Linked DNA regions of Homo sapiens: regions 2 and 3 are each linked to region 1. Evidence: chromatin loops called from intact Hi-C (ENCODE). Cell type or tissue: heart right ventricle. All regions are shown on one strand.

Region 1 (8,000 bases):
AAATATCTGCTTGCACATTGAAAGCTGGCAGAATATGCCACATCAACATATGCTGCTCTGGCGTAAGGATTATTTTGAGCTATAGGCACTTTAAAAAATACATGAAAGAAGGGCATTCTGACCCTTCCCTTTCTCTTCCTGAAAGAAGGAGATAACACCTCCTTACAGAAGAGGTCCTCCCTGTGCCAGAAGGAACGTTTGTTCTTATTATCAAAGATGGGAAGTTGAGACCAAGAGAATCCTATAAAAGTAAGTCTTGTTAAAATTTGTATCTTTCTTGAGCCTCCTCATATACTTTTTTTTTTTTTTTTTTTTGAGTCAGAGTCTCTCTCTTCTCTGTCACCCAAGCTGGAGTGCAGTGGCACAATCTCGGCTCACTGAAACCTCTGCCTCCTAGGTTCAAGCAATTCTCCCGCCTCAGCCTACTGAGTAGCTGGGATTACAGGCACCCGTCACCATGCCCAACTAATTTTTGGTATTTATAGTAGACACGGAGTTTCACCATGTTGGCCAGGCTGGTCTTGAACTCCTGTCTTCAGGTGATCCGCCCGCCTCAGCCTCCCAAAGTGCTGGGATTACAGGTGTTAGCCCCACACCCAGTCAGCCCCCTCACATACTTTAGTTACTTTTCCACAATTGCCTGCCTTTGTTCAACTTAATATAAGAGCATTTAGGTTTTGTCACTTATTTGGGTATTCATTTTCTCATGAGAGCTCCCATGTCACATGAAATTTATATTAAGTAAATTTGTTTGCTTTTCTCCTGTAAATCTGCCTTATGTCAGTTTAATCCTCAGGCCCAGCCACAACACCATAAGAGGGTATAGGTAAAAAATTTTGCCTCCCTTATGCTGTCTTCTCTGTTCCTTGATGGTGAGGATATTGGGACTGACCGAGGGTTTGAAACCCCAGTGGCTGAAACAACACTGACACAGAGGAAATGTGCCATAAATGTTTGAGAATGGATGAACAGATGAATGAACTAACTGCTGAGTTAAACCCAGGCTGGGCTGACAAGAGGCAGTAGAAACAGCCTGCAGGGAGCAGAGAAAACACCTGTACATTTCCCTACACACTCCTCACTTAAGAGTGGAAACGGGGGTCTTATGGAGTCCCATTCCGTTCCAGGCCACCGGCAGAGTCGTGTTTGCTAGTGCACAGGGCCACTGTATGTTCACTCTCTGTGTACATCCACCAGACCTCCTCTTCTGCCCCTTCCTTCCAAGAGGCTAGATGCAGAAGTGGGCCAGTGTCTTCCCCAAGATCCACCATCTTGTGAGCCAGTGTCTTCCCCAAGAGTCAACATCTTGTGAGCCAGTGTCTTCCCCAAGAGCTGCCATCCTGTAAGTGAGCCAGTGTCTTCCCCAAGAGCCACCATCTTGTGAGCCAGTGTCTTCCCCAAGAGCTGCCATCTTGTAAGTGAGCCAGTGTCTTCCCCAAGAGCCAACATCTTGTGAGCCAGTGTCTTCCCCAAGAGCTGCCATCTTGTAAGTGAGGCAGTGTCTTCCCCAAGAGCCACCATCTTGTGAGCCAGTGCCTTCCTCAAGAGCTGCCATCTTTGCCTCCACGCCATCCCTCATGGAGAGACAAAATACTGGAGCAGGAAACTCTGCCTCCCAGGTTTCCTGTCACAGCAGATGCTGCAGAAACATCCTAAAGTATCCCTGTTGCATCTGATGACCAAGTCAGAGCTGGATGTGTCATCCTGCCCTTCATCCATCATGAATCTGAAGTGGTTTTGGTTACTCTGATGATGCAAGTGTGAATTTCCTTCATGAGACCTGAGTCTGCCATCCCTGAGAGCTGGAGCTGAGCCTCCAGATGTGAAAAAGAAGAGCAATGGCTCCTGTTGATTCTGGGGGAGGGGGGTGGGATAGCATGCCTCCCCCATGCAGCACCTGCTCCAGCCCCTGGCACGAGGAAGGTGCTCAGCAAGGGCGAGTTGCTGCCCTTACCATCTTAGACTCACATAAAGAGCACATGCGGCCGGGCGCGGTGGCTCACGCCTGTAATCCCAGCACTTTGGGAGTCCGAGGCGGGTGGATCATGAGGTCAGGAGATCGAGACCATCCTGGCTAACAAGGTGAAACCCCATCTCTACTAAAAATACAAAAAATTAGCCGGGCGCGGTGGCGGGCGCCTGTAGTCCCAGCTACTCGGGAGGCTGAGGCAGGAGAATGGCGTGAACCCGGGAAGCGGAGCTTGCAGTGAGCCGAGATTGTGCCACTGCAGTCCGCAGTCCGGCCTGGGCGACAGAGCGAGACTCCGTCCCAAAAAAAAAAAAAAAAAAAAAAAAAAAGAGCACATGCACCTATAAAATGGCCCAAAAACTGAGACTCACAAAAGTTAAATATTACTCAAGATTACACAGCCAGAGAGCCTTTCTCCACAGGGCTAGTGAGGCTTGGAGCATCCTACTCCAATTTGCCTTACTTGAATTTTGACCTACCTGAGATTGTATAATGTCTTAAAAATCTGATTTTTTAAGAGGAGGGACAGTGTTCTGTGACCCATCTATCTCCAGATAGCTCAGATGGTGAACTAATTCAGCCAACCCCCTATCTCCTAACTAATACCCACACTGAAACAACTCAATAATAAAAACACGAATAGCTCCATTAGAAAATGGACAAAGCAGGCCAAGCGCAGTGGCTCACACCTGTAATTCCAGCACTTTGGGAGGCCTAGGTGAGTAGATCACTCGAAGCCAGGAGTTCAAGACCAGCCTGGCCAACATGGTGAAACTCCGTCTCTACTAAAAATACAAAAATTAGCCGGGCAAGGTTGCACATGTCTGTAATCCCAGCTACTTGGGAGGCTGAGGCAGGAGAATTGCTTGAACCTGGGAAGCGGGGGTTGCAATGAGCTGAGATTGTGCCACTGCACTCCAGCCTGGGCAACAGAGTGAGACCCTGTCTCAAAAAAAAAAAAAAAGGAGAAAAAGAAAGAAAGAAAAGAAAATGGACAAAGCTGCTGGGCACTGTGGCTCACGCCTGTAATCCCAGCACTTTGGAGGCCAAGGTGGGTGAATCACTTGAGGCCACGAGTTTGAGACCAGCCTGGCCAACATAGTGAAACCCCATCTTTACTAAAAATAAAAAATTATTATAAAAATTAGCTGGGCGTGGTGGTTCGCGCCTGTGGTCCCAGCTACAAGGGAGGCTGAGGCAGGAGAATCGTTTGAACCCGGGAGGTAGAGGTTGCAGTGAGCCGAGATCCCGCCACTGCACTCCAGCCTGGGGCAACAGAGCGAGACTCCGTCTCAAAAAAAAATTTTTTTTTAGTAAAAGAAAAAGAAAATAAAACCTACTTCAAAGGGTTTTAAGAACACCATGTGAAAAAAGAATTCTACTATAACAAAATAAATATTAGCAATCTCTTCAATTTGTTTCTTTAAAAGCTGAAGGCTGATATTTAGGGGGAAGTGTTCTAATGTCTGCAATTTACTTTTTGAAATGCATCTGAAAAATAAGATGGGGCCAGGCACGGTGGTTCACAACCGTAATCCCAGCATTTTGGGAGGCCGAGGCGGGCGGATCACGAGGTCAGGAGATAGAGACCAACCTGGCTAACACGGTGAAACCCTGTCTCTACTAAAATACAAAAAATTAGCCAGGCGTGGTGGTGGGCGCCTGTAGTCCCAGCTACTCGGGAGGCTGAGGCAGGAGAATGGCGTGAACCCAGGAGGCGGAGCTTGCAGTGAGCCCAGATCACGCCACTGCATTCCAGCCTGGGCGACAGAGCAAGACTCCGTCTCAAAAAAAAAAAAAAAAATTAAAAAGAGAACAAGAAAAAGAAAAAATAAGATAGTTTGAAGGATGGAAAGAGGGATGAATAGATGGACAGATATGCAATGAAACCAATAGAGTAAAATGTGAATAACAGAATCTAGCTGATAGATAAATGTGTGTCCACTGTAAAAGCATTTGAACTTTTAAGTACTAAAGTTTTTCAGAATAAAATTTTGAGGAAAATGGGGAGAGGTGCCACTTGCATTTTACAAAATATGAACATGCTTCTCCCCTCCCCCGCTTAGTTAGACGCGCGCTCCTTTCTGGTCTGATTGCGTTAGCAAGTCACCTTGCAGCCCTGCCCAGCGATTCGGTCCGGTGGGTGCCCAGGATAACACGCGCCAGCCTTCGCCGCTTGCGAAATGTTCAGGGCTCTTGCCGCCAGAGGGCGCGCCCGCGGAGCGCTGAGCGCCAGGGCGCCAGGGGCTGGGTGGCCCGCGCCGGGAAGTGACAGACTCCGGAGCGGACTTTGCCCGGGGGTGGGTCCCAGGCCAGCTGCTACTGCAAGTACCTGCAGAAAACAGCTCTTCGAACCGGACAGTGCGAGAGTCAGCGCCTGCTGCCTGGCCGGGCAGAGATTCTGATGAAGAAGAGAGAGGAAACTGAGTGTGCTGAGGCAGTGTCAGACAATGCTAAATGCTTTCCTAGCACTTATTTCACGTTTTAGTTATAAATCAGCCTGAAAATAGAACGGTAGTGGAAGTGCGAAGGACATGCATTTCATTCCCGGCAGAGGCTGCCCAATCAGGACTCCTGGTCCTCTGAAGACAAAGCAGCTTTTTTGGGGTAGGGAGCGGGGGCGGGATAGCATGCTTCCCCCGCCCTTTCCCCCATGAGCAAAGGGGCTCAGAGTAGCTGTGTCCCCTGAGCTGAGGTGGCAGCTCCTGTGGGTGCCCTGGGACCTCACTCAGCATCTTCAAAGAGCCTGTGCACCCTGCTCCTTCCAGCTTCTTCGTGGAGGGCTGGAGAAGTTGTGAACCTTTGTCAAAAGACAGAAGCACAAACTTAAAGATCTAATTGGCTTTTATTTGCAATTCTAGAAGTGAGCAACACCTCATCCTATAAAATGAGCTGAGCACAGGAGGTTGGCTTTGCAGGCAGAGAAGAGCGGCAGAAAGCAGAAACAGAACAAAACACGGACTGATCATGTCAAAGTTACTTTCCCTACAGGGTTAAAGCAGAGGGGACTTCCTTATTACTTAGGTTGATGCAGATTAAATGGAATGTTTTAGGGGAACTGGCCCATTTCAAAGTTCAGTTTGATGACACTGCACTTAGCACAACTGACTCCATTCTGGTGTCTGGCCTGCTGGGGCCTAGTGCAGGAGACTAGTTCCATAACAACAGCCTCCCATAAATGATGTTTCACACCTCAAACCCTTCCTCACCTCCAGTCATCCCAATGCTCCCACTGACCCAAGTATTTTCTCAGACTATTTGGTTCCCCAGCCACCAGAGAATCAGGCATAAATCATAAGTCACTCTGTATTTTAAGACCATAATCATGCTGGGTGCAGTGGCTCATACCTATAATTCCAGCACTTTGGGAGACCAAGGCAGGTGGATCACCTGAGGTCAGGAGTTCGAGACCAGCCTGTCCAACATGGTGAAACCCCGTCTCTACTAATAATACAAAAATTAGCTGGGCGTCGTGGCAGGCACCTATAATCCCAGCTACTCAGGAGGCTGAGGCAGGAGAATCGCTTGAACTGGGAGGCAGGGGTTGTAGTGAGCCGAGATCATGCCACTGCACTCCACCTGGGAGTCACAGCGAGACTTTGTCTCAAAAAAAAAAAAAAAAAGAGAGAGAACCAGATATCAAGAGTACTTATAAACCCTATAATTCAATTTATATAAAACTGTAGAAAAAATAATCATGACAGAAGAAGATGAATGCTTGCCTTGGGCCATTGGCTGGGGTGTCAAATGGAATGGGGCACAAGAGAACTCTGGGGGGCAATGGAAATGTTTGTTCTGTATTTTCATTGTGGTAGCGGTCACATGTATGTAAAAACTTGTTAACATTCAATGAAAAGTTTGCTTGAAAAAAAAAAAACCTGCCTTCCATTACTCTAATCTTCATATCTGGGGTGTTCTTCCTATTGCGATTGTGTGAACAAAATCAATTGCTCTACTTGTTCAGTTTTTCCAGGTTTCTCTACTCCATGTTCCAGAAGCTACCAACTGGGAGTGTGCAGACTGACGCACAATCGTTTCCTGGCAACTCCCCAGTAGAAGCTAAGGTGTATCTGCTTCCTGCTAGGATCCTGACCCGGGACGAGGGCCCACCTCTCTGCCTGCCTCCTTTAAGGGACGCCTCCTGCTCCACAAGTTTCTGTCCTCCCTCTGAGGGAGCCCTGGAATGTGCTCCATCTACACTACTAGGGCCACGTGGACTATCCTAGGAGTTGGGAGGGCAGGGTGCAGCTGGGGAGGGAATGCTCGCAGAGAATGGGGTTGGGGTGGCTTTGGCAAAGAATGCACTTGGGGTCTGTAAAGAGGTCAGAGAAGAGCAGGGCCACCTTTGCTCATATCAGATGCTGCTTGGCCACCCACACCTGACCCTAGCTCTAAAAGCCAGTGTGTGGAGGGTCTGATTCTGTAAACTGGATGAAAGAGCAGGGAGGATTGAATGAAGAAGATACAGGAGGAGCACAGGCTACCTGGGCAGGGGGCATTTCACTGAGGTATTCTTTCAGCAAGCTTTAATTGAACAAACACAGTGGAATCTCAATGGTCTTTATGGAGTGAGTGCAGGAAAGAAAGAATGAATGAATGAATGAATGAAGATAAGATAAGATCCCTGCACTCTCAGAACTCACCTTCTAGATAAGAAGACAATTCAAATACAAAAATACCAGTAACACAGAATGGTATATGAGAGGTACCATAAAATTTTATGGAAACGAACAGAAGAGAAAAATCACTTCTAGCAACACTGCAGGGCCATCCTACCCCTTATGAGTGTTGATGCAAATTAGAAGGAGCTTACCTGAACAGACCCAGCCTCCTGGGCCCAGCGGCCTGCAAACAAAGAGCAAATGCTTTTATGCCACTCTGCTCCTCAGCCAGGCATCCTGGTGCAGGACTCAGCCTGCTTCTCTGTGAGTGGCAGCCAGGGCTTCATGGAGGAGATGACATTGGAGTTTGCTGGAAGAACAGAGAAGACAGAGAGGACTTAGACCAGTGGGGAGGTGGGGAAGGTGGCAAGGGAGCAGATTAGAGGAGAGAAGAGGATATTCCAGGCAGAAGGATGGGTGCACCAGGATCCTGGAAGCAGGGGATAAAGAGATCTTACAGGAGTGTTAAGATTCTGCTGGGGCTGTCCCCTGGAAGGCCATAGGGGCACTTATCTTTGTAGTGGGTGTCCTCAGGTCACATGCTCAGGCCAGCCAAGCAGGGCAGCCCAGTGACTAGAGAGCATAGGCCTGGGAACTCTTATGAGTTGAATTTTGTCCCCCCAAAATTTATACGTTGGAACCCTAACCCCCAGTGTCTCTGAATATGACTGTACTTGGAGTTAGGGTCTTTAAGGAGGTAATAAGTTCGAATGAGGTCACAGAGCAGGGCCCTAATCCAACAGAACTGCTGTTCCTAAGAAAAGGAAGGCACACCAGGATGTGTCAGCACAGAGAAAAGACCGTGTAAGGACCCCATGAGTAGGCAGCCATCTGCAAGCCAAGGAGAGAGGCCCCAGAAGAAGCCAGACCTGCCAAAACCTTGATCTTGGAACTCCAGCCTCCAGAACTGTGTGAAAATAAGCTTCCATTATTGAAGCCCCCAGTCGGTGTTGGCAGCCTGAGCAAACGAACACAGGAGTCAACATCAGGCTCCTAACTTCCTCACTGTGTGTCCTGAATGAGTCATGTAGCCTAGCTCAGTTTGTTTTCTGATCTGATATGGAAAGCAAAGGTAGAAACGCCCAGGGTGGCAATGAAGCTTAAGTGAAATTGCACTTGTAAAATAGGCAGCTGGCAAGTACGCAGATGTTGACAGAATAGTCTGGTTTCTAAAATGAGATGCAGGCCGGGCACGGTGGCTCATGCCTGGAATCCTAGCACTTTGGGAGGCCAAGGTGGGCAGATCACCTGAGGTCAGGAGTTCAAGGCCAGCCAGGCCAACATGGTGAAACCCCATCTCTACTAAAAATACAAAAAAAATTAGCTGGGTGTGGTGGTGCCTGCCTGTAATCCCAGCTACTCTCAAAAAT
Region 2 (8,000 bases), 220 kb after region 1:
GTGCTCTTTGAGCTGTCCAACATTCCCAGACTCTCATCTTACCGGCTGGAGGAGTTCTTACTAATTTTAGATTCAAGGATGCCTTCTGTGAGCAATTAGCTATTCAGAGTCTCCGCCCTCATCCTGCTTAGACACCAAACATCACTAATGCGGAGAACACAAACAAATACAGCTATCAACAAAGTCAGAAGCTACCTCTGAAAAGCAGTCAAACCAAGCCAAAAGGTCAGCTCTGCCACCTTAATAGATAGGTTTATTGGAAATCCTTCCAAAAGAAATAAATGTTGCCTATCCTTCCCCTAAAGAATTGAACGAGACAGTAGCAGAAAAACAGAAAAGACTCAGACAAAAGACAGAAATACTTAAAAGACAGAGGCAGAGAGACTGACAGAGAAAGAGACCAGGCAGATGGGGGTGGAGTCTGGGGGCGGAGGGGTGACAGAGACAGAAGGACAAACAGAGCAACTTGGAAGGTGAATTTCTCTCTCTGTGATTTTCAACAGTATGAGGTTCTCCCAAGCATAAGAATCCATTTTAATGAAAGTAAAATTACATTTCAACAGTAAGTGGTCCAATGCTGATTACCAAGCACCTATTGCTTCCTGTTCAGATATTCCTTTAAGAGGCTTACATTCACCCCTCATCCTCCACTGTGCACAGATTTCTCGGCCTTTCTCCCAATACAGGAGGGCCAGGGACATGGCTACCGGGTTCAAAGCGCTAAAACAGCCTGCAGAGCTTCAGAATGCATGAGGTGCAGCCCCCCTTACCTTCAGCAATACCACGTCCACAGTCCTGTCCACCTTGGAGATGTCACAGAGGCTGTAGCGCCTCTTGTGCCGTTCATACATTTTGCCCAAATGCAAGAAAGAACAGAGAAAATGCAGGAAGTATATCCACTGTTAACTTGGGGACCAGTGCAAGTCCTTAGTTCCAAATTTCTCACGGTTAGGTGGTGGAGATCTCTGCCTTCCAGACTCCTCTCTATTAAAACTCTCAAAGGGGTCAAAAACAATGAATTAAAAAGAAATCAAGCAGAATCCAATGCCTTGAACTGACTGAGAACTTGCTGATAACTTCAGAGTGCTGGAAAGATGAATGTAGAACTCATAATATAAACAATAAATACCACCTAATGCTATACTTTGTGCAGATCTTGACTGAAAGAGAAGCAAACACCGTTTCCATCACTGGCAATGACTCCAGTAAAAAAATAAAGAATAAACTGGCTAAGCATAACGGCCGATACACGTAGGGAAAAAAACCCAAGAAGGCAATAAAAATCCAGTATATACTTTGCCAGGAAGAGGGAGAGAAAGAAAGGAAGACGACGCTATTTCAAAGCGATGGCATGAAAAAAGTCATTAGATTCTGTTCTTGCTTAAAACAAAAACAAAGACAAAGAAAATCTACTTTTCCTTAAAAAAAAGTAGAAGCTGGGAGATGCTTTTCAAAGTAAAGTCTTTGGAATCTCTCTTGCTCACCAGGCAGTAGGGCTTGGTTTTGATTTAAGTTGAAAATCTCTAAGGACAGCAGAGTAAAAGGGAAAAAAATAAAAGACCACTCCTGCTGTACTCCCTCCCTCCCTCCTTCCCTCCCTAGCCAGCCTCCTCCTCCCTTTTTCCTTCTCTCTCAAGAACGTCACTGCTTGCCCTTTCAGCTCCGCACCCGCAGCCTTGGAGGTTTGAAAACCCAATTGCAGTTGTGGGAACATGATTCATCTACCGAGACGAAGAGAAAAACAAGGCTTCCTTTTCCAACCCGCTTCTTCTTCCTCCTCCTCCTCCTCCCACCCCTATGAAAAAGGCTCTGTCAGGCATTGCAAGATGCAGCTCAGTTCTTTGATGTCAGAGTAGTATGCTAATAAAGGAAGGGGGGTGTTATACTAAACACCACAAGCGTGTACAATGGACTTGTCGTGAGGTACAGAAAATTGAAACTACCCAAAGCATACACTATACCTCCCTGCCAAATGCAAAGCAATGATTTAACACGAGAAAAATGTCAGCCAAATATTGCAGTTATGTCTCTAGGATCGAGACGTGGCTATAAATGTGTCTGATAAAGTTTAAAAATTATCAAGAGTTAAGCTTTATTTTTGGGGAGGGAGAAGGGATGATGGAGTTGATTTAAAGAAAATGAAAAAGAAAAGGAGTGGAACAAAGGAGTTCTGTGTATGTTAATATTTGTTGCGACTAAGTATAGCTGCCTGGCTGGGACTTCTTCAGTGTTTCTATGCACACTAACTGGGTCTTGAATTGTGGGTCTGCTACTTCATTTGCCTGTTTTCTTACTATTCCAGACCCTTCTAGCCCCCCACTCTATCTAACATTCTCAGGGACAGACTTACTTCAGAATGCATTCTCTCACCTGAGACATTCTCTTACTTGGATCATGAATGATTTGGGAGGGAAAAGGATGAGGAACTGAGGGAAGCAAAAAGCAGAAAGGAGTGAAGAAACAAAAGAAAAAGGGATTAAAAAAAAAAAAGGATTTCTCTTTCTAGGAGCTGCTGACATTTTCCTTGAGTTGTCCAGAGTAGTCCTTAGCTAGGCTGTGAAAGCAGTGGCTCAAATACCACAACAGAAGGGGAGAGGAGAGATTTAACACCTACATTTCTGTTGACATTGCAAACAAAGTTGGTGAAAAGGTTTTTCAGGAGCTAAAAAACGGATATAGAAAAAGGGTATAGATGAGTTGCTGTGTCCTCAGGCCAGATATTCAAGTTGCTGACCAGCTTAAAGGAGGGAAATACAGCAAACCCTGCTAAGAAGACTGTAAACGTCTTCCTCAACTTTCTATTAATACACCCCAGCTACATACAGGCTTTATTCTGAAATAAAAGCCATAAGGTTTTATCTCCCTATTCCTCACTGGTTCATCCGAGGAATGAAGGCGGACAACCCCTCCCCTTCTCGTGCCCCAAGTGAGCCTTGGCTCTGTAGTGGTACCAACATGTGCAGTGAAACAGATGTTGCTTTTCATTACAAATGAGGCTACAAAACAGTAGAAACAAGACGATTTGACAGAGATTTAAAAGTTGTAAATAAAATTCTTGCTCAGGCTTATCAAAAGCATGGGAACTTGACCAGAGATTTACAAATACTTCCAAACTATGTGGTCTAGGGCACAGACAGAAAGAGCCTTTAGGCTTGAATGTATAGATAAACTGATACTTTATTATCTTTTCTGTAAAAGCTTTCACCAAGCTAGAATGTAGAACTCGCCCTTCTTCTTTTTTTGAACACAGAGCTGCCTCCCCTCTGTCCTCAATATGGTTTGTTCCTCACTGCCACTCCCTTCTGTTTTAATTAGAATCAAATGATTCCTGCTTCCAAGGTTCCCAGGCATCTGTCTCTCTAGGGATCAGAGATGGTTTAATCACCATTAAAACCCTCCTACCGGCTGGGCGCGGTGGCTCACGCCTGTAATCCCAACACTTTGGGAGGCCAAGGCAAGCAGATCATGAGGTCAAGAGATCCAGATCGTGGCCAACATGGCGAAACCCCCATCTCTACTAAAAATACAAAAATTAGCCAGGCATGTTGGCACATGCCTGTAGTCCCAACTATTCAGGAGGCTGAGGCAGGAGAATCGTTTGAACCTCGGAGGCGGAGGTTGCAGTGAGCCAAGATCGCGCCACTGCACTCGAGCCTGGCAACAGAGCAAGACTCCGCCTCAAAAAACAAAAAACAAAAACAACAACAACAACAAAAAAGCTTTTCTACCCTATCCCTGTCCAGTGACTTACATGCAGATAATTTATAACAATGTAACAGATATTTTGTGACTTCTAGTGGAGGCAAGCAAAATAAATAGGTAACAAGGTGTCTGTCTTCAGGAAGTTTTTAGGAGAGAGAAACTTGTTTCAAAATAATATAATTTTCTGAAAGAGCCTAGATTACTGTTTGAGACATAAAGACTAACCTTTTTATTTCTAACTTCTGGCTTTGTGCCACAGGCTGGAAAGCTAGATTTCCTGCTCTTTCTGCATATTAAAGGACAATTCCTTACATATTCTGTTCCTTGTTGGAGGACAAATACCCTGGGTGGGAAACAAATGCTCTGGGTGGAAAAAAGAGTCTGTGTTGCTTTCCCCTCTGGATCTGCTCAGCACTCCCCAACAGAAGACAGAATCTGCAGTCTTGTGCTTTTGCAGTTGATGTGACAATTCCAAGTTTTTATCAAAAACATCTGGAACCATTGAACAGTAATTCTGCCAGGATTTTGAAATACAGCAACCAATCATTTCATATCTAAACCAGAGCTGAGAGTTACAAATTTAAAGGAGGTTCTGAGTTTATTTCCCTTTTCTTTTAATTTGGGGAACCTGTAGTAAAATATTTTATTATTTACAGCCATACTACTTAACAGTAGTTACTTACAGTATTAATTGTCTTTCCTTTCTTTCTGCAGCCTCCATCCTGCCCTCTATCCACACAAATGGTCCCAGATTCTTTAAAAACAACCAGTGCTTTTAATCTGTCTCATGCCACAGGGCCAACATGCAATTATTAAAGATTCCAGAAAATGAAATATAAAAATATTTTATACATCTTAATTTAGCTATAGCATTTGTGTTCATGAATTAAATTTTCATTTGATTTACTTAACTACAAGATCTAGCACCTTACCAAATTGTTTAAGCATTCTTATGGGTCAACACTGTGGCTGCTTTAGTTCCAGTTAGGGCAGAAGCCCATCTGGAGTCTCACAGCAAAGTTTCTGAATTAGGACACCACCTAGTGGGGGATGCTGAAGACCCAAACAGAACACCAAAGGCCAGTGAATATTTTTGTGGGGGTGTGGGGATAGGGGTAGGGCTCATCTTCTGCTACTATGTATTTTTTCCTGAAACCCCAAAGTGAACATAAAGTAGCAGCATGTGAATGGACACTGGTTAATGACTCATCAATGATCAATTTTACTCTCTGCAGAGAACACAAGGTACTAAGTGAAAATCAAGGGTTCTTTGTCTTCCTAGGTGTGCCATTATCTCACTGAGCAACTTGGGAGATACTAGTTTGACCCTCTGGACCAAGATTTCCAGAATGGAAAAATTAGAGATTCAACGCTAGGTCATATCTGAAGATCCTTCTTGCTCTAATATTATATACTGCCAGTCTGAGACTAGGAAGTTATCACATGCCATATAGTTCATGGGATACGGTAGTTTCAGAGGAGAAAGAAAAAGGAATTGAGACATTCTCTTAAAACTTGCAGAAAACATTATTCCTGCATAATGACACTTTCTACCTTTGTTCTTCACATGAAATGGGAAGGAAGGAAAAGTTTACCACAGTCAACAATTTTCATTAATCTAAACTTAAATATAGTGATCCATCCAGAGTTACACATATGTTGGTGGTAAAATGTATTAGAATACAGATAAAACATTTAGCCTCCACTTGAGCAACTCCTGTCTGCTTAGATAATAGACTGCTTCAAATAAGACAAATGAATATTTGAGAGGTGAAAGAAGAAAATACTTTACAATGGCTGCAAAGGATCGTCTCCAATTAGGCTTTCCTTGTACTATGGCTCCAGGAGAAGCAGGTCTACTGTTCCCTCCTAGCATTCACTAACATACAGATTTGAAGATTACAAGACAGTAAAAGGGTAAAGGAGAAGGAGAGACCTAGAAGGCTATAACCACCATTTCTTTTCAAATTAGTAGCAAGCAGTAGCCAACAGCTCCTTTCCTTAACCCTTTACTATCTTTGCAAGAAGAAAACTTAAGACAATTTAACTGGCAGCAGCTAACTGACAATAATAGCAACAATTAAAATAACAACAAACTAATATGGAACAATATAAGAAAAAAGTATCTTCGTAAACTTGTGCTCTTTACAGGAACAAGGTCTCATGGATCATACACACAAATGTTAAATTCTACTAAAATTACCAACAGCTTTGTGAAATAAAAGGAGGGAGGAAGGAAGAAAGGGAGATGGCAGAATCAAAATTTCAGTTGGGAAAAAGTGACAGGATAGTTTAATCTTGAGGACAAGTCTTCTGGAGCAAGATTTATTAACCACAACATTTACTGAATACCTCCTGTTTGCCAGGTGCTTCCACAGGTACAATTTCATTGATTCCTCATAAAAACCTGTAAGGTGAAATTTTACTGTCTATTTTACAGATGAGGAAAAGTAGCACTTAGAATTTAAGTCAGTTATATAACATCACACAGCTAATAAAACAGATTTGCTTTAAACTCAGTTGTGTAAATCAGTCTTTCCACTACATCTAATTTTGCCACTTGATAAATCCCCCAAGAAATGAAACTATAACAGAGAAAAGTTAGTATTTGAGGAAAGAAAACTTGGGATTCATTACTCATAATCAATATCCCTACATTTGATTTTACATAAATGCTAAAGGACAGAAAAAGATGTTTTTTAAAAAATAAAAATGCCAAGTGATTCTTAATTTTACATTAAACGGACTCAACTTCTCTGCCAACATTTCAATATTTGACATTCCACTTTTTAAAAGTTTCTCTCTATAGTAATATCTTACAAAAATAGAATGAACAAACCAAACATACAGACTAAAAGATCTCTGGATATTGCTACCCAAGTCTTCCTGAAAATGAACAGATACACTGATCTGGCTTTTCTCTTTGGAGCAAACATTCATTATTTCTTTTGGCAGCATTTCAGATATTTAAAGATGGCCGTCGTGCTTCACCACCCTCTTCAGGCTTCTCTTTCGAATCATGATTCCCACAACGGCTCCTCAGACAACAGAATACCTGAGTGCTCTCTAGTTAGTGTACTTCTTGTGATGTGGATGCCCCAAACAAAATCCTCTGACATGGTGCACACTGGGATAACTAAGATCAAATTGGTTTTCTTGACACACATATTACACCGCTAGAAGAATAAGTTTATTGTGAAATAAACTTACTTCCCATATATTTTCTTTCAGTGTGACTTACAGTATCAGGTCTCCTTTAAACTATAATCTTGTGATTTTGTTTTAAAACCTACTTTATAGCTTTCTGTATAGATATATTCTCTCAAATAAATTCTCATTTGTTTTAAAGTTATCATTTTAGCCTTAAGAGAGTATAGTGAACCTAAATTCCATCACTGAAGTAACAGCTGTTTCTCCAAACTCTGTATCATTCATAAATCTGAAGAGCAAGGCTAATGATGGAACCCAGAATTAAATCACTAAAAGCCTCCCCTGGTAGGACATCTGTCCATCAATCAGCACTCCTAATATATATATATATATATATATTTTTTTTTTTTTAGACGGAGTCTGGCTCTGTTGCCCAGGCTGGAGTGCAGTGGTGAGATCTCGGCTCACTGCAAGCTCCGCCTCCGGGGTTCATGCCATTCTCCTGCCTCAGCCTCCTGAGTAGCTGGGACTACAGGCGCCCGCCACCACGCCCAGCTAATTTTCTACATTTTTAGTAGAGACGGGGTTTCACCGTGTTAGCCAGGATGGTCTCGATCTCCTGACCTCGTGATCCACCCGCCTTGGACTCCCAAAGTGCTGGGATTACAGGCGTGAGCCACCGCACCCGGCCCCAGCACTCCTAAGATTAAGTAAAATGCTGGTCTATCAGCTACAAAGCCAACTGAATTCTGAGTCCCATACCTCCATCTTCTATACAATACAGAATAATTAATAAAACTTCTTCCTGAAATTAATACATACTAAATGTATGGCATTCTCCTATTCAACCTATCAAATAATGCTATCCAAAAGGGAAATGAGACACTACTCATGCAGTGTACTGTTTGATAACCATTTATGTTGTCTATTTAAAACCAGATCCTAAAGACTGTTGTATTTGATAAAACTATAAGCCATATTTACTCATAGTTTTGAATCTTCTAACAACATTTCTTTTTAGCATGACCACAAGAACATAAGACAGTCCAGCACTGACAAAAACAAAAACAAAAGCTACTTCATAATAGTACAATGACACAAGAACTTCTTCTCACATGTAGAAATCTTACCAATTTCATGAAGCCCGT
Region 3 (8,000 bases), 550 kb after region 1:
AATTTTTTTTTTTTGAGACAGGGTCTCACACCGTCGCCCCGGCTGGAGTGCAGTGGCACAATCTTAGCTCACTGCAACCTCCACCTCCCAGGTTCAAGTGATTCTTGTGCCTCAGGCTCCCAAGTAACTGGAATTACAGGTGTGTGCCACCACTCCTGATTAATTTTTGTATTTTTTTTTTTAAGTGAAGACAGGGTTTCACCATGTTGGCCAGGCTGGTCTTGAGCTCCCAGCCTCAAGTGATCTGCCTGCCTCGGCCTCCCTAACTGCTGGGATTATAGGAATGAGCCACTGCACCCGGCCTATGAGAGTGATCTTAACTGTATCTGCAATTTTTTCCTTAAAAAACAGAAAATAACAATTCTGAAACAACACATAACTAAAAGTTAATGTGTTACATCTGGGTTGACCACAAATGGGTGTCTGTTATATTTATTTCTGGATTTTTCTGTGCATTTAAATTATTTGATAATTAAATCTCTGTATTTTCTATTTCTTAATTACATTTTTCTAAGGACATAGAGAGGATGCAGTCCTGCTTTCACAGGTGCTGGCTGAGGTGCTTATTAAAATACAGCTACTAAAAATAGTGCCAGAACTATATTGAGTGGGGGGTTGCAGGTAAGGGAGCTGAGTCCTCATCTGTCATAGCAGGAAGACAATGCGTAATGTGTGATGCTGGTTATTTGTGGGCCTAGGGTCCCTCCCAGTTTCATGCTCTTCCCTGCTCCACTGAATCCAGTGGACTGCACTGTCCAGGCTTTCTTCCTAGCTGGCTTTTGGGGTTCAGCCAGTGGGAGGCTCTGTGGGAAGATGGGAGGGTGGGATTCAGCAGAGGTCAGGGTAGCTCTTTCCAGCTCTCTTCCTGCTTTGGCATGCTATATCTAACTGTAGCTGCATCCTAGGTACAACTCTTACTCACTGGGCTCTGATAAGTGTTTCCTTCCCTTGTCTCAATAGGCCCTGGAAGCGGGGAGGGTAGTAATAGCTTCTCACCATTGCTAGTCTCTAGGTGTCCTACCATACCTTGTTTGTTACCTTATCCAGTCCAGAAACTCTGTGAATAGTCCCTTCATTAAAGCCTTTTCATTTTAACCATCTGGGATGACACAAGAAACACTGTGAAAGGTAAAAATTGCTTTTGTTTGTTTGTTTGTTTGTTTCAGAACTCCTTTGCTGTGGATAAGAAGATTGACTAGGTGACTTGCTCCAAGTTCAAAGCCTGTTTGCATAAAACAACAACGACTTGTCTTTGTTCTGTTTGGTTATTTTGAGACAGGGTCTTGCTCTGTCATTCAGGTTGGAGGGCAGTGGTGCAATCATGGCTCACTGTAGCCTTGACCTCCTGGGGTCAGATGATTCTCCCCCCTCAGCCGCCTGAGTAGCTGGGACCACAGGTGCATGCTATCACGCCCAGCTAGTATTTTTAAATGATTTTTGTAGAGATGGGATCTCCCTATGCTGCCCAGGCTGGTCTTGAACTCCTGAGCCCAAGCAATCCTCCTGCCTTGGCCTTCCAAAGTGCTGAGGTTACAGGCGTGAGCCACCGCACCTGGTCACAACTTGATTTGAGAGCGTATGGTTGACAACATCTTGATGAAAAGGGATATGGCTGGCCAGGCATGGTGGCTCACACCTGTAATCCCAGCACATTGGAAGGCCAAGGTGGGCAGATCATGAGGTCAGGAGTTCAAGACCAACCTGGCCAACATGGCGAAACCCCATCTCTACTAAAAATTGAAAAATTAGCTGGGTGTGGTGGGGGGTGGCTGTAGTCCCAGCTACTCAGGAGGTTGAGGCAGGAGAATCGCTTGAACCCGGGAGGTGGAGGATGCAGTGAGCCGAGATAGTGCCACTGCAGTCCAGCCTGGGTGACAGAGAGAGAATCCATCTCAAAAAAAAAAAAAAAAAAAGGGATATGGCTGATACACACAGAAAGATCTACTCTCCTAAGACCTTGTGCCCCAAGAATTTTATGACTTCTTGGATGGTATCAATTGTGTTTTATGATTGATTTATTCATTTACTTGATAAGTTTTGATCGAGTGCGGCTCTGTACCAAGAACTGTGTCAAGAAATGGGGATACATTGTTGTGCGAGAGGAAGTCCTCATGTGCCAGGAATTTACAGTAGACAGGGGAAGATACGCAAACTCATTACGAAGAAATACGGTAAATGCGAGGGGAATGGAAGCAGAGGGTGCTCTGGAGTACTCAGGAGGATTATTCAGCCCAGCCTTATACTGTCAGGGATAGTTTCCCAAAAGAAAGGATATCTAACCTGAGAGCAGAAGAATAAATACTAGTTAGCCAAGTTAAGGAGGATGGGTAGATGGGAGGGAGTGAGTTTTAGTTTTAAGGCATTCTAGGTAGAGAGAAAAGCAATTTGGGCAAATCTGGTAGGGGATAAAAATCATTTGGGAAACTGAAAGTCAGCCTCTTGAGTTGATTGCAGGAGGAGAGGGTGAGATAAGTTAGGAGAAGAAAAACAGGGATCGGATCACAAAAAGCCTTTTAAGTAAGATTAAGGGCAGGGGTATTATTATGAGGTCAATACAAAGCCATTAGATCTTTTGAGTAGGTGGTATACAGTGTAATCGCATTTGCATTTTTAAAACATTATCTTGTCTATGCGGTGAGAATAAACTGGAGGTGGATAAGAGCAGAGGCAGCTCCCTTAGGAGGTTGTTGCTGTATCCTAGGCCAGAGATCATGAGTTGGACTTGAGGCTGGGGCTGGAGAGAAGCGGCCAGAGAAGAACATATGGCTAAAACAGGCAACCTGAAAACATTCAGGAAATTATTGTCATTAGAGGACAGCCCGGCAAAATGCAAATTGTTCTGTCCTTATTTGATCTCAGCTGGACTATGAATTCTGTGGGGACAGGGACTATTTTGTATTCATCCCCGTTTCCAGTACTACGGAAGTACTCAGGAAATGAATGTTCTTCCTAAGTGAGTCTCAGTGACATGGTGTTTGGATAGAGTGGTAACCCTCACGCCTTTGCTGACCCACCTTTATTAGGGAAGTTCAGCAGCGATTGTGAAGTCGACGTGTAGCGCTACCGCGGCAGGGACATTAAGGTGCAGAAGCTTTACCCAGTGCACAGTGCACACTGAAATACCCAGGCTGGTTTTTCCTGACTCAGTTCTCTTCTGCCATCTGCTGGGACAGTCTTTCATAGCACATCAAAGCAAGATCACCAAGGAAGACAGGCCTGAAAGCTTTGTGGGAGCCACAGTGGACAATGACTTGGATAAGTTTACGATTTAGTCAGAGATGCAAGAATCACATCCAAACCACTGTCCATTTGAAGCTAATCTTCAGTATTTATTTCCCAAAGACTAAATGTCTTTTTTATAAGAATGAGTTCATGTCCTTTGCAGGGACGTGGATGAAGCTGGAAACCATCATCCTCAGCAAACTAAGACAGGAACAGAAAACCAGACACTGTGTGTTCTCACTCATAAGCGGGAGTTGAACAATGAGAACACATGGACACAGGGAGGAAAACATCACACACGGGCCTGTTGGGGGGTAGGGGGCAAGAGGAGGGAGAGCATTAGGACAAATACCTAATGTATACGGGAATTAAAACCAAGATGACAGGTTGATAGGTGCAGCAAACCACCATAGCACAAGGATACTTTTTTTTTTTTTTTTTTTTTTTCTGATACAGAGTCTCGCTCTGTCTCCCAGGCTCTGGAGTGCAGTGGCGCAAACTCGGCTCACTGCAAGCTCCGCCTCCCGGGTTCACGCCATTCTCCTGCCTCAGCCTTCCGAGTAGCTGGGACTACAGGTGCCCGCCACCACGCCCGGCTAATTTCTTTTTGTATTTTTAGTAGAGACGAGGTTTCACCGTGTTAGCCAGGATGGTCTCGATCTCCTGACCTCGTGATCCACCCGCCTCGGCCTCCCAAAGTGCTGGGATTACAGGCGTGAGCCACCGCGCCCGGCCGCACATGGATACTTATGTAACAAACATGCAGGTTCTGCACATGTATCCCAGAACTTAAAAAAAAAAAAGTCTTTTTTTTTTTTTGAGATAAAGTCTTGCCTTGTCACCCAGGCTCCAGGCTGGGGTGCAGTGGCATGAACATGGCTCAGTGTAGCCTAGCCTCCTCCTGGGTTCGAGAAATCCTCCCACCTCAGCCTCCCAAAGTGCTGAGATTTCAGGCGTGAGCCGTCATGCCGGCCCATGCAGACTATCTTAAATGTCTGTATTCTCCTTTGAGTTTTTGCAACAACTTTACGATAGCCATATATTATAACATTTTTTAAACAAGGAAACAGAAACACAGACATTTAAATGAAAAGCTAACTTTGAACAAAAAATAAGTAGCCCGAGCCAGGACTGAAGCTTCCTTGACTCCTGGTTCCATACTTTTGTCACAATGTCTCAACGTCTCCAACACACTAAGGGAGAGTTCCAACAGGCCGAGACAGGCTGCTGATCTGCAGCAGGGAGAGGGCAGGCCTAATGTGAAGGCTGACAAGGCCGGTGGCTCCCTGATGTTCAGCACAGAGATGCAGAATGTTGGCATGGAGTGGGGTGGGGGAGAGCAACAGAAACAATTCTCCACGTTCTATGTTTCCCCCAAGATATGTCAAGGTGATGTTTCCGAGGGAAACATTTTTTTTAAGTATATGAAAACTAATAGAACTTGAACTTTTGGTGGGTGTTGTCAAATAAAATAGACCCTACTATTTTTGTTAACGCGTGTGGTTAAGACTAAGAAACTATTGTGCCATCCTTTTCTCTCTCTCTCTCTCTGTTTTTTTTTTTTTTTTTTTTTTTTTTTTGAGACAGGGTCTCACTCTGTCGCCCAGGCTGGAGTGCAGTAGTGAGATCATAGCTCACTGCAGCCTTGAAAAGCTGGGCTGAAGCAATCCTCCTGCCTCAACCTCCCAAGTAGCTGGGACTACAGGCATGTGCCACCACATCTGGCTAATTATTTTTTATTTTTGTGGAGACAAAGTCTTGCTATGTTGCAAGGAATCCTCCTGTCTCACCCTCCCAAAGCACAGCGATTACAGGTGTGAGCCACTGCACCTAGCCAACTTTTCTCATTTAAACTGAAGTTATTCTTGTATGAATGCCCAAATACATTCTTGGTATTAAAAAATCCAGACACTCAGGTAATGCTAAACATTCCTTTTACTACAGGTTTCAAGCTTTTCCCCAAAGACAACCTCAGTCAGGAGTATGCTTCCAGATCTTCTAGGAAATATGGGTGTTCCTATGGGAGCATAGTCTTGTTTAGTGTTTTATCTCCCTTACATGAATGGGATCTTGTTCCCCATTCCCCTCCCCAGGCCTCTGGAAACCATCTTCTACTTTCTGTCTTATGAATTCAACTACTGTAGGTGCTTCATGTAAGTGAAATCACACAGTATTTGTCCTTTTCTGACTGGCTTATTTCACTTAGCATCATGTTTCGAAGATTCTTCCATGTGGTAGCCTGTGCCAGGATTTCTTTCTTAAGCTGCATAATATTCCATTGTATGCATGTACCACGTTTGGTTTATCCATTCTTCTGTTGGTGGACACTCAGTTTGCTTCCACCCTGTGGGCTATTGTGAGTAAGTCCGCCATGAACATAGGTGTACAAGTATCTCTTTGAATTCCCGCTTTCCATTCTTTGGGGTATATGCCCATAAGTGCTGCAGCAGCTTTCTGAGTACATTTCAGGCTGTGGGTGTCTTCTTCACTTGAATACCCCTTGCATTTGGGCTGTTTACCATAGTTACCCACTGATGTAGTTTGGATTTATCCCCCTGCAAAAGTCTTGTATCAAATTGTAATCCCCAGTGTTGGAGGTGGGGCCTGGTGGAAGGTGACTGGATCACGGGAGTGGATCCTTCATAAATGGTTTAGCACCATTCCTTTGGTGCTGTATTCGTGACAGAATTCTCACGAGATCTGGTTGTTTAAAGGTATGTAGCACCTCCCCGCTGTCTCCCTCCTGCTCCGGCCATTTGAAGTGCCTCTGTCTCCCTTCACCTTCCGCCATGATTGGAAGCTTCCTGAAGGCTCCCCAGAAGCAGAAGCCGCTGTGCTTCCTATACAGCCTGCAGAACCATGAGCCAATTAAACCTCTTTTCTTTATAAATTTCCCAGTCTCAAGTGTTTCTTTATCGCAGTGCAAAAATGGACTAATATACCCACCCACCAAGGGCACTCCTTTTTCCTTTCTAGGGTAGCTATAGGCTTAAACAAGTCGTTCTCCATTTGTAAAGATTTGGGGCAGGAGAAAGAAGTTGTTCTCAGGCTCCTGTACTGTAAGACTCAGTTCGAATGTCCCAGCCTCTGTTATCTTCCCCGATCAATCTAGGGACTGAGTGCCCTTCTCCTTTTCACTGCAGTCGCACTGTGCTCTCTTATTTACCAGCGCAGTGTTGCTGCTCTTTGTTTAGAGTCCCATCTTCCTCAGGATCCTGGGAACTCCTTGAGGGAGAAGATTGTGCCTTTTCAGTCTTTGATCTGCTGTATTGTACACAGTGGACAGTGTCTACTTTTAAATTTTTAATTAATTTGAAAAACATCTTTAATAATTATATACAGTTAAAAAATTCAGGACCGGACGCAGTGGCTCACACCTGTAATCCCAGCATTTTGGGAGGCCGAGGCTGGTGGATCACTTGAGGTCAGGAGTTCAAGACCAGCCCGACCAAAATGGCGAAACCCCGTCTCTACTAAAAATACAAAAAATAGCTGGGCATAGTAGCCGGTGCTTGTAATCCCAGCTACTGGGGAGGCTGAGGCAGGGGAATCACTTGAACCCAGGAGGCAGAGGTTGCAGTGAGCTGAGATTGCATCACTGCACTCCAGCCTGGGCAACAAGAGTGAAACTCTATCTCAAAAAAAAAAAAAAAAAAAAAAAAAATTCAGGCCAGGCGCAGTGGCTCATGCCTGTAATCCCAGCACTCTGGGAGGCTGAGGAGGGAGGATCACAAGGTTAGGAGTTCAAGACCAGCTTGACCAACACGGTGAAACCCCATCTCTACTAAAAATTAAAATAAAAAAAATTAGCTGGGCATGGTGGCGTGTGCCTGTAATCCCAGCTACTCCAGAGGCTGAGGCAGGAGAATCACTTAAACCCAGGAGGTGGATGTTGCAATGAGCCAAGATCGCGCCACTGCACACTCCAGCCTGGGTGACAGAGCAGGACTTCGTCTCAAAAAAAAAAAAAAAAAAATTCAAAGAACAAATAAAAGGTTGGTAAATGTTAACTTCCCCCTCCCTATCTTTGTGCTACACTTCAGAAAGAAACATGTCTGTTTCAATTTTCAGTCCTCTGAGTGGTAATCAGCTTCTCTAAGTAGTAAACTTGAACCACTATGCCACCAACCCTGTAGGAGACAATCTATTGGCTTCTGCTTTGGTTGATGAGAATTTAGTTCACCTGTACCACCAGCCACCTTGCCTGCCCCCATTGATTTCAAGCCTTCACCCCGTCCACGCCCATCTCCAGGCCCGTTTCCTTGTGGCTTTGCAGTTCGGCCCACTTACATATCCTGTTTTTTACTTTGGGTTCAGCCATATCATGTGCTTTGGATAATGGGATGTTTGCAGGCATGATGTAAGTAGGGGTTAGAAAAATGCTTGTGGTTCTGGGCACAGTGGCTCACGCCTGTAATCCCAGCACTTTGGGAGGCTGAGGTGGGCAGATCACTTGAGGCCAGGAGCTCGAGACCAGCCTGGCCAACATGATGAGACCCCGTGTCTACTAAAAATACAAAAAATTAGCAGGGTGTGGTAGTGTAGACCTGTAATCCCAGCTACTCAGGAGGCTGAGCGGGGAGAATTGCTTGAACCTGGGAGGCAGAAGTTGCAGTGAGCCGAGATAGTGCCACTGCACTCCAGCCTGGGTGACAGAGCAAGACTCCATCAAAAAAGAGAGAAAGAGAGAGAGAGAGAGAGGAAGGAAGGAAGGAAGGAAGAGAGAAAGATGCTTGTGCAGTAGGCTGTGTTCTGTTGTACCTCTGTCATCATCTGGC

What was found. Hi-C counts contacts between places; a loop is a spot of excess contacts. Peaks named below come from ENCODE experiments on the same cell type or tissue, not always from the same donor. Only the 100,000 strongest peaks of a DNase experiment are listed, where the experiment ranks them.
Region 2: a loop joins it to region 1, with 2.8 times the contacts of the local background. A loop is called at or near these places in 18 of 110 quality-filtered maps.
Region 3: it touches region 1 in a loop (7-fold over the local background); 44 of 110 quality-filtered maps call a loop at or near these places.

Annotation. Positions count from the first base shown.
Region 1 is chr15:85,836,913-85,844,912 of GRCh38, reverse strand. LOC105370952 (a long non-coding RNA gene) reads right to left here and starts at 7,622. Exons shown (of 3, transcript XR_932580.2): 1 at 7,500-7,622; 2 at 6,783-6,940; 3 at 3,849-4,370. RefSeq lists a silencer at 4,019-4,278. In heart right ventricle, CTCF peaks have their summits at 3,966 and 4,175 (motif pointing right); a DNase peak (open chromatin) is centred at 4,192; H3K4me3 peaks cover 636 bases; H3K27me3 peaks cover 525 bases.
Region 2 is chr15:85,612,943-85,620,942 of GRCh38, reverse strand. The region is part of intron 8 of AKAP13 (A-kinase anchoring protein 13); the gene reads right to left. Among named protein-coding and RNA genes, the nearest start is that of LINC02883, 140 kb to the left of the region's middle. RefSeq lists an enhancer at 2,813-2,982 and silencers at 4,651-4,700, 4,761-4,810. In heart right ventricle, a CTCF peak has its summit at 4,739 (motif pointing left); a DNase peak (open chromatin) is centred at 1,672; H3K4me3 peaks cover 4,046 bases; H3K27ac peaks cover 7,229 bases.
Region 3 is chr15:85,291,905-85,299,904 of GRCh38, reverse strand. No RefSeq gene overlaps it. Among named protein-coding and RNA genes, the nearest start is that of MIR7706, 85 kb to the left of the region's middle. In heart right ventricle, a CTCF peak has its summit at 3,161 (motif pointing left); a DNase peak (open chromatin) is centred at 3,114; H3K4me3 peaks cover 705 bases; H3K27ac peaks cover 353 bases.